Regions from separate parts of the Homo sapiens genome. Here region 2 is linked to region 1. Evidence: chromatin loops called from intact Hi-C (ENCODE). Cell type or tissue: CD4-positive, alpha-beta T cell. All regions are shown on one strand. Each heading gives the region's core, and the rest is flanking DNA. Links, peaks and the distances in the headings are about the cores only. Region 1 has its middle 2.8 kb from the start of PPIAP59. Region 2 overlaps SIGLECL1 (SIGLEC family like 1).

The links. A loop is a pair of places that touch in the nucleus more often than their neighbours do. Peaks named below come from ENCODE experiments on the same cell type or tissue, not always from the same donor. Only the 100,000 strongest peaks of a DNase experiment are listed, where the experiment ranks them.
Region 2: a loop joins it to region 1, with 2.1 times the contacts of the local background. A loop is called at or near these places in 2 of 110 quality-filtered maps.

What each region holds. Positions count from the first base shown.
Region 1 is chr19:50,927,717-50,933,097 of GRCh38, reverse strand. No RefSeq gene overlaps it. Among named protein-coding and RNA genes, the nearest start is that of PPIAP59, 2.8 kb to the right of the region's middle. In CD4-positive, alpha-beta T cell, for the core only: a CTCF peak has its summit at 3,076 (motif pointing left); a DNase peak (open chromatin) is centred at 3,077; H3K27me3 peaks cover 1,545 bases.
Region 2 is chr19:51,256,272-51,261,652 of GRCh38, reverse strand. All of the region lies in intron 1 of SIGLECL1 (SIGLEC family like 1), which reads right to left. All of the region lies in intron 2 of LOC107985327 (a long non-coding RNA gene), which reads left to right. Among named protein-coding and RNA genes, the nearest start is that of SIGLECL1, 7.9 kb to the right of the region's middle. In CD4-positive, alpha-beta T cell, for the core only: CTCF peaks have their summits at 1,903 and 2,106 (motif pointing right); a DNase peak (open chromatin) is centred at 2,102; H3K27me3 peaks cover 601 bases.

The sequences.
Region 1 (5,381 bases), core at 60-5,059:
GAACCAGTGATGATAATAATGCATTTAATATTCAACCTCTTCACCTAAGCTATAAATGGAGTAAAAAGTAGCTTGTCAAATTGTCAAGCCATAGCTTGAATGGATGTTGACCTGGGGCTGAGCCACCCGTGAGACTAGTGTGTGTGTGTGTTTGTGTGTTGTGGTTCCTGCTCACTGTGGCCACCTTCTGATGCTGTTTTATATCCCTGACTTGCTAAACCAGACACTTAATGTAACCCAGCGGTGGCTGATTCTCACTTGAATACATACCTCTCTGAAATGTACAAAATTGTGGCTCACACCTGTAATCCCAGCATTTTGGGAAGCCAAGGCAGCAGGATCGTTTGAGCCCAGGAGTTCAAGACCAACCCGGGCAACATAGTAAGACCTGTCTCTAAAATAAAAAGGGAAATAGATAAACCACTTTTTATAAAAGAAAAAAAAATGAAATGCACAGAATTGGCTGAAGATCTCAGATAGGCTTTGACTGAGGGCGAAAAGTGTCAGCAGGTGTGGCTCAGAAAGCTGGCACATCCTCCACCCGGTCCTCGCTCTTGGGGTGGTTGATCCTGGCGAGAAACCGAGGTCAGGGAGTGGCCCCAATTTTATTGGTGGGAGGGCCCTCCCCCCCTGCATTCCACACACCAGATAAGCATCTAATTGTTGGCTACAGAGAGGCTGGCTGTGGGTTACCTTTTATTAGTAATAATAATAATGATGATGATGACAACATCTACCATTCATCCAGTGCCAGACACCTCACTGCATTCATTGCATGCTTATTCCTCCTGGTCCTGACAGAAACCTTAGGAGGGAGGCCCTCAGCCAGCCAGGAGGCTGAGGAGCAGGGAGGTTTGGTGCATTTGGCTCAATTTCTGCAGCCGGTACTTGGCAGAGCCGGAATTTGAGTCAAGGGCGTAGGAGTCCTAAGCCCGTGCCGGTAACCACAACACTAGATTGAGCCAGCGAAAGCAAACATAGGTACATAGGGCCAAAGCCATAAGGATGTGAGGTGAAGGGGTAGGAATGGGGGAAGTAGGGAGACTCTGAGAACTTTAAAGAAAGAAAGACTTGGCCAGGTGCGGTGACTCACACACCTGTAATCCTAGCACTTTGGGAGGCCGAGGCGGGCTGATCACCTGAGGTCAGGAGTTCAAGACCAGCCTGGCCAACATGGTGAAACCCTGTCTCTACTAAAAATACAAAAATTAGCCAAGCATGTAGGTGGGTGCCTGTAATCCCAGCTGCTCAGAAGGCTGAGGCCAGAGAATCACTTGAATCCAGGAGGCAGAGGTTGCAGTGAGCTGAGATTGCACCATTGCACTCCAGCCTAGGCAACAGAGCGAGACTCCATCTCAAAAAAAAAAAAGAAAAGAAAAAAGAAGAAAGAAAAGAAAAGAAAGAGACTCAAACAGATGTAAAGACAGAGAGAGATGGAGAGAGACAGATTTGGAGGGGAGAGGAAGGAGGGAGAGAGGAAGGGAGGAAAAGGAAGAAAGAGAGGAACAGAGAGATATACTGGAATAGATTTAAGGCAGATGGACTCAGAGAGACTTAAAGAGAGAAACTTGGGGAGAGTGAGACAAACAGACTCAGATTTTTTTTTTTTTTTTTGGAGACAGAATCTTGCTATGTTGCCCAGGCTGGACTCAAACTCCTGGGCTCAAGGGATCCTCCCACCCCAGCCTCTGGAGTAGCTGGGACTGTAGGCTCATACCACCTCAACAGAAAGACTCAAGTTTAAAGAGACTGGGGGTGGGGAGGGTAGAGAAAGATTCAGAAAGAGGGGAAGAGCTAGCTTTGGTGACATTCAAAGAGAGAGAGAGAAACAGAGAGAGAGAAGAGACTGAAACACTGATCATAGAGAAAGTGATGGAAGAAGGACATAGGGAGAGCAAGAGGATTGAGGAAGGAAAGGAGGGAGGGAGGAGGAGAGATGAAGAGAAAGAGACCCAGAGAGAGATCTGGAAAGAGAAGGGCAAACAGAGAGGGAGAAATGAAAGGGAGAGAGAGAGAAAGAGAGAGAGAGAGAAAGGATTCCTTTGGTGAGAGTTGTAAGGGAGGTAGTGCAGGATCTGGGGTTACTTTGCAGATCTTTCTATTTTATTATATTATTATTATTATTATTATTATTATTATTATTATTATTATTATTTGAGAGGAGTCTGGCTCTGTTGCCCAGGCTGGAGGGCAGCGGCACGATCCCAGCTCACTGCAACCTGTGCCTCCCGAGTTCAAGTGATTCTCCTGCCTCAGCAACACCCCCAACCCCAGTAGCTGGGATTACAGGTGCTCACCACCACACCCGGCTAATTTTTTTGTATTTTAGTAGAGACGGGGTTTCACCATGTTGGCCAGGCTGGTCTCGAACTCCTGACCTCAAGCAATCTGCCCACCTCGGCCTCCCAAAGTGCTGGGATTACAGGCGTGAGCCACCGTGCCCGGCCCTTTGCATATTATTGATCTCACTCTTCCTCCTAATCCCCACAATCCCGCTGCCTAAGCGGCCTCGTCCCACCGCTTGGCCTTGCAGCCAATCCCCCAGAGCCCGGGCCTCTCTTCCCCCATGCCTTGGGCTGAGTCCCCCAGGGATGGCATCTATCCTGTAGGAAAAAGGGAAGGGGTGCAATAGACACAGACTGGTTCAATCCTACCTGTTTCCTATTCTGTAAAATGATGCTACTTCATGAGACTGCCTTGAGCATTAAAGGAGAGAATGCGCATAAAGGCAAAGACAAGAACACAGAGGCCGGCACAGAATAAACATGTGGAAATCGTTGTTTCTGTGATTGTCATGAACGTCATTAGTTACTGTTCTGGAGTTGGCTGCCTGCACAGGTGTGGCGAGGGCTGTTTATCCCACTGAATGAAGCTCTTGCTGCTCAAAGCTGAAGCGACATGCCCTGGAAGCATATTAAAAAACACAGTCCCACTCCAGACCAACTGAACCAGAAGCGGCATTTCCATAAGATCCCCTGGTGTTTCGTGTGCACGTTCAAGTAAGTGCCCCACCCTGCAAGCCTCCCAGGAAGAAATTGTAAACCCAAGTTAGCGGAATCCACCATTTGCTCTATCGCGCCACCTGGAGGCCTTTGCAAGAACTGAACTGGGACCTGGGAAAGTTGTGGGAGGGGCATGAAATTTGGAATCCAGGGCCGGGCGCGGTGGCTCACGCCGGTAATCCCAGCAGTTTGGGAGGCCGAGGCCGGTGGATCACTTGAGGTCAGGAGTTCAAGACCAGCCTGGCCAACATGGCAAAACGCCGTCTCTATTAAAAACACAAAAAATTAGCCGGGCGTGGTGGCGGGCGCCTGTAATCCCAGTTACTTGTGAGGCTGAGGCAGGAGAATCGCTTGAACCTGGCAGACGGAGGTTGCAGTGAGCCAGGATCGTGCTGCTGCACTCCAGCCTGGGTGACAGAGCGAGACTCCGTCTCAAAAAAGAAGAAAAGAAAGAAAAAGAAATTTGGAGTCCTACAATCCTGCGAGCCATTCCCAGCTGTCTAGTTTTGGGCAAGTTCCTTGACCTCTCTGAGCCATGGTGTATAGGTCACACTCTTCACCTGTAACACCAAGATGACAATTCCACCTCATGCACAGTGCCTGCCCCAGAGTTGGCACAGACCAATCTGGTTTCACTTTTTTTTTTTTTTTTTTTTTCAGACAGAGTCTCACTTTTGTCGCCCAGGCTGGAGTGCAGTGGCACGATCTCGGCTCACTGCCACCTCCACCTCCCGGGTTCAAGCAATTCTTCTGCCTCAGCCTCCTGAGTAACTGGGATTACAGGTGCGTGCTACCATGCCCAGCGATGTTTTTTTGTATTTTTGGCAGAGACGGGGTTTCACCGTGTTGGCCAGGCTAATCTCAAACTCCTGACCTCAGGTGATCCGGACCTCAGGTGATCCAACTGCCTCGGCCTCCCAAAATGCTGGGATTACAGGTGTGAGCCACTGTGCCCAGCCTGGTTCCACTTTTATGTAACAAAGTTGTGAGATGTTTTTCAGTTGCCATGGTATTTCAGGTCATATAACCTGAGTACACCCAGATGAACCATGCGTGCAACCACAGGGGGAACCAAAGTGCTTGGATGGAGGAGCAGGGACTGAATTAAGAAGCTGACACTGCATGGCAGGATCCAGGATCCGATCAGATTTGAGCCTTGGTGTCACCCCATGGCAGGATCCAGTCAGATCATGCTTCTCCAGCATCACCTTATTGCCAGATCCAATCAGATCACGCCTCCTTACTCCATGCTTATAAAACCTGCTCCAGCCCCCAGCTCAGGGAGACAGAGTCAGGTATTTCCTCCTATGTCCTTTTGCTGATCAACGTGCAATTAAGTTTTTCTTTTCTCAAAAGCCGGTGCTATGGTATTGGCCTCTATGCACATGGGGCTGTGAGCCCACTGGTTGCATGGTAACACTACCACTTTTGGAATGCATCACTGACGCATCTGAGATGTAGCCTAGAGCCTGGACATTATTTAAAGGGCAGGCTACTGAATCCATAATGTTATAGGTTGAAGTGTTCCCCCACAAAAAGATATGTTGAAGTTTTTTTGTTTTGTTTTGTTTTGTTTTTTTTGTTTTTTTTTTTTTTTGAGATGGAGTTTTGCTCTTGTCACCCAGGCTAGAGTGGATGGTGCAATCTTGGCTCACTGCAACCTCCGCCTCCCACGTTCAAGCAATTCTCCTGCCTCAGCCTCCCAAGTAGGTGGGATTACAGGCATCCACCACCACGCCTGGCTAGTTTTTGTATTTTTTTTTTAGTAGACATGGGGTTTCACCATGTTGGCCAGACTGGTCTTGAACTCCTGACCTCAGGTGATCCACCTGTCTCGGCCTCCCAAAGTGCTGGGATTACAGACGTGAGCCACCGCGCCCAGCCGATATGTTGAGGTTCTAATCGCCAGGACCTCAGAATGTGATCTTAGTTTGAAATACAGTCATTTCAGGTATAAGTAGTTGAAGTCTTACTAGAGTATGGTGGACTCTTAATCCAGTATGACTGGTGTCCTTATAAAAACAGGGAAGAAAATATGAAGACAGACACAAAGGGAGAGGGCCATGTGAAGAGAGAGGCAGAGATTGGAGTATTGCAGCTGCCAGCCAGGGAAGGCCAGTGGTCAGCAGCCGTCAACAGAAGCCAGGAAAGACTCTACGCAGAGCCTGAGGGCGTGTGGCCTTGCCGACACCATGGGGACCTTGATTTCAGACTTACAGTCTCCAGAGCTCTGAGAGAATACATTTCTTTTGTTTAAAGCCACCCAGTTTGTGCTAGTTCGTTACAGCAGCCCCACAGAACTGATACACGAGTGGGTCAGCTCTCGGTGTACACAGGTCCACTTGACAACAGCAGACATACAAAGGGCCATAAAGCACA
Region 2 (5,381 bases), core at 218-5,217, 330 kb before region 1:
CTCCATGCTGTTTACAAAAGACACAACCAAAGCATAAGTGTAAAGGACAGTTAAAAAACCAAATGGGCCGGGAGCGGTGGCTCATGCCTGTAATCCCAGCACTTTGGGAGGCCGAGACGGGCGGATCACGAGGTCAGGAGATCCAGACCATCCTGGCTAACACGGTGAAACCCCGTCTCTACTAAAAATACAAAAAATTAGCTGGGTGTGGTGGCGGGCCCCTGTAATCCCAGCTACTCAGGAGGCCGAGGCAGGAGAATGGCATGAACCTGGGAGGCAGAGCTTGCAGTGAGCCGAGATCATGCCACTGCACTCCAGCCTGGGCGACAGAGCAAGACTCCGTCTCAAAAAAAGAAAAAAAGAAAAAACCAAAGAATGAAAACATACACCAAGCAAATACCAACCAGAAAGCCAGGTAATGTAGACATACCTACATTAACATCCCATAAAGCAGACTTTAAGCAAAAGGCATTACCAAAGATAGAATGGCATATCTCCTAATGATAAGCTGACATTAACAGGAATAAAGTATATATTTAAAATTTGTGTTTGCCTACTAACATAGTCCAAAAATATATAAAGCAAAAAATCTACAAAAATAAAAGGAGAAACAGACATCCACAATAGTAGTGTGACATTTTAATCACTGTTCTCTCAGAAACTGACAGAACAAACAGACTATTGGAATATATAAAGATTTCAACAACTTGATCAGCAAATTTGACCAAAAATATATAGAGAATACTGCAATCAATAACTGCAGAATACAATTTCTTTGTAAGCACACAGAGAACGTTTACAGAAATTGGCCACAGCTGGATCATAAGACAAATCTTAATAAAATTTCCATGAAAATATTTAAAATCTCATTAATAACCAGCAAAATGCCTGTTAAAACCATCAGATACCAGTACATATCCAAGACAATATATCAAGTCTTGGTGAGAATGTGGTACTCAACTTTCACACACTATTGGTGGAAATATAAATCAGGGCAACAAAGTTATTTATCAAAGCAGAAGATACACATACTCTATGACCCTCAATTCCACTCCCAGATGTATACTTTATAGAAATGTTTGTGCATATGTACGCCACAAAGGAATGCAAAAATGTTTACAGTGGTATTATTTAAAAATAGCTAAAAAGGTAAACAATCCAAATGCCAGTAAACAGAGAATTTTAAAAAATGAGATACTACACAGCAACAAAAACCTATGAGCTAATGCTAGATGCAACAACATGGACCATTCTTACAAATAAAATATTGAATGAACAAAGCCAGACACAAATAAGTAATAATGTATGAGCATTTCTTTAAAATTTGAAAAAAACCGGGCAAAATCAAGTGTTTAAGAACGCACACACAAGTAGTAAAAATCCTTTAAAAGTTGCCAAGAAATGTCCAGCATAAAAGGTAGGATATTAATTGCCTTTTTGGGAGGAAGAGGTCTGTTTCTCTGTTTATTTTATCATTTGTAGGGGGTATGAACAGGTCTTTTGAGATACTGGCTATAGTGAATTCCATAAGGCTGTACCCTATATAGGCATCCTTTTAATAGTACAGTTTCCCATTGCCCATCTGCCTGACCATATGGCCAGGCCATTGGCCACTGCCCATGAATTGGTAAAAACCCAAATGTGGAGGCAGTTCAGCCCACTGAAGTGACTTGTTTTTGCCTTCCTCAGTATGAGTGCCAGTCTTCCAAACAGGATGTTATTAATTCACTTTGGAATTGCCATCCATAAATCAAACCGCTCTTAGTTGGTCAATCAAGAGCTATTAATAGACATCATTCAAGTAATAATAGGATCTCGCAGCTCTTCAGTAGGGAAAAAGCCACCTGTTCATAAATATAACGAGGACCTCCTTGCATTTCCCTGGTAGCATGTTCCTGTATAAACAATTTCCATTTTATTACGAGACTCTTTTGGGCATGGCCTTCCTTACTACAGTGTTTTTCCAACATGACAAACACATCATGAGGATTTCAGGTGTCAGGATTATTATATCCTTCAATGATGGGGCAGACTCAAAGCCCAATAGGCAGCTAGTTGTCTCTCCATTGGAAATTTTCTGGCCCCAAATCCCAGCATTCACCACTGGGTGGTGCTCACTGGCCTTAGCTCCAGTCTGCCTAAATAAAGCAAACGTTAAGCTTCTAACATGTTTTGTCCACCAGATATCCTGTACTGTTTCAAATTAACAATTAGTGTGGGCTTGGGCAATCTTATTGGTTCCTATTTAGCATATTCAATCAATATTGGTTGAAGGGAAGATTTACATGCCTTCTGTTTCATAATAGTACGTAGGGGAACTCTTCCATAGTTGGACACAATATCTTTCCTCATAATACATTTAGGTAAATACATTCACATAACATATTTACATAGTCTGTCCAAACATTCCAATTTTCATCCAAAGTTTCGCCTGAATCTCATCCACTTTGTAATCCTATGTCTTCGCAATCTAACCATAGATGCTATTAGAATTTCACCAACCTTTTGGAATGCAGGTATAAGACTCCCACATGAGTCCCAGAAATATCTCTTATCCATCCCCTGACTATTTTACTACTAATATGCATATGACTTTGGGTCTTCAGTTAGGGGTCAGGCCAAGCAACCCAGGCCCTTTTGTCATTTATCTTGATTAGATCACATGTTCGTCCCCTCAGGAGATCTGAGGTCAGATTTCCCATTGTCATGTTTGCCTTCTGGCTTCTAAAATTCCTCCAAACTAGGGTAAATATAGCAGACTTGATGGGGGACCTTCAACACTGGAGGGCAAGTCTAGGTTCTCACTGCTCCACCTAATTTCTAAGAGTGCTCCACTGAGACCTTTGTTTAGACTCCCTCAATGTCCACTTAACTCATCTCATTTCTTAATAACTGTTTATAAAGATTTCCACCCTCTTGGAAATGTTCGTCTTTTCTCACTCTCTGGTGAACCACTCTAATTTTCTTTGCCATCTGTCATTTCAGCCTAACTTTTCCCTTTAGCCACAGCCCTGAGGCTAGCAGCTGTAGCTCAGGCTGGCCAGAGCCCAAGATTGGGCCAGCATCAGGATCCGCCTCAGCCACTTTCATTTTAACGATTACAGATAAAAATAGCCAAGGGACTGCCTATTTAGTTTGTTTCCTTATGCATCCAGTGGGTCAGCTCCTTGGGGGTTGGATCCATTGTATTGAAAAAGCAATGGTAACTTTTACCTCCTGTAACTGTTTGCAGAACAGCTGCATTTCTATACGCACAGGTGACCGCAGGACAGCCCAGGAATCAAAGGCTTATCATCTTGACTTCACATCCTTCCTCTTTTCAAACCATATGTTTCAGTGAGTCAGGGCTGTTCTAGTGAATCCCATTTCTGATACAACTGAAAAGTTAGGGAATGGTCCACAAGATCCCCTCATTTCTGACACCAACTGAAGATATCAAGGATCCCTGATTACCCTCATTTCTCAAATCATTTGCAAGGTTTTGGAACCCCAAAACTACCCTTAGGTTTGGTAATTCACTAGAAGTACTCACAGAATTCACTGAAAGCTGTTATACTCGTGATTACTGTTTACTACAACTAAAGGATAGAGATTAAAATCAGCCAAGGGAAGACATACAGGGCAGAGGCCAGAAGTTCCCCACACAAAGCTTCTAGTTATCCTCTCCCTGTGGAGTCATGGACAGCATAACTTAGCTTTCCTGGTGATAATGTGTGACAATATGCATAGTACTGTCAACTAAAGAAGCTCACCCAAGCCTTGTGTCCAGTGTTTTTATTGGGCCTCCATCGTGTAACATGGTGACTTCCCTCATGGTGGATCTTAGCATCCAGCTCCTCCTGAAGTTGAGCTGATACCATTTGATCCAAAGCCCCTATTCTAAATCACATTGTTAGACTATCTGGTATTGCTTCCACTCTAAATCACATTGTTAACATTATCTGGTGTGGCCAGCCCTCATCCTAAATCACATTTCTAGAATATTCAGTGTGATGCAAGGTCCCTGGGCAAACAAAGACACCCCTATGAGGTGTGACATTCTAAGAGCTAGGGAGTGTCTTCCAGAAGCCAAGGGCAAAGGCCAGACTTCTCTTCAGGCAAGGTTAAGTTCCTTAGTACACAGAATAAAATGTCAAATTCAGAATAGCAGCGATCTCTATGTTTGAGAGTGGGAGATGTGTTTGGGGAAGGGAGTATACCAGGGGTAGTGTTTTCTTTCTTTTCTTTTCTTTTTTTTTTTTTTGAGACAGTTTCTTGCTCTGTCACCCAGACTGGATGGAGTGCAACGGAGCATTCACAGTTCACTGCAGGCTTGACCTCCCAGGCTCAAGCAATCTTCCCACCTCAGCCTCCCAAGTAGCTGGGACTACAAGCATGTGCCACCATGCCTGACTAATTTTTTAATTTATGTAGAGATGGGATCTTGTTATGTTGCCCAGGCTGGTCTTGAACTCCTAGGCTCAAGCCGTCCTCCCACCTGGGCTTCCTAAAGTGCTAGGATTACAGGTGTGAGCTACCGTGCCCAGCCAGTGTTTTCAATATTAAGCTGGTGGTGGGTATATGCTCATTATACCATATTTATATCTTTCTATATGTCTGAAATATTTCACAATCTTTAAATGAAAACTGGATCATTTGTCATTTATATAAAAGCTTTATATATATAATATGTAAATATGTATCTACATATTCATATATAATACACTCAAAACTATACATACATGAATGAGTAAAACAAAGATCTAGAATGATGTATAATTTGATACCAGTGCTTACCTATGGTTAGAGCAGTGATCAGAGATGAGATTATAGAATTTTCAGTTTTTTAATTCCAGGTTTATTGAGGTATAACTGACAAATAAAAATTGTATATACTTAAGGTGTACGACATGACGTTTTGATGTATGTATGCACTGTGGAATGATTACCACAATCCAGTGAATTAACATAATCAGCACTTCACAGTTACCATTTTTTTGGTGGTGAGAACACTTAATATTTACTGTCACAAAATTTCAAGTATACAGTACAGTGTTATTTACCATAGTCACCATGGTGCACATGAAACCTCCAGAACTTATTCATTCTGCCTAGCTGAAACTTTGTGCCCCTTGATCAATATCTCATTTCCCTTAGCCCTCAGCCCTGGCAACCACCATTCTATACTTTGCTTCCATGCGTTTGACTTTCTTAGATTCTACATATAAGTGAGATCATGCAGTACTTGTCTTTCTGTGTCTGACTTGTTTCACATAGCATAATGTCTTTCAGGTTTATTTACGTTGCTGCAAATGGCAAGATGTCCTTTTTTAAGGCTGAATAACTTCCACTGTGTGTGTATGTGTGTGTGCACAATAAATCCTCACTTAACATCATCATTC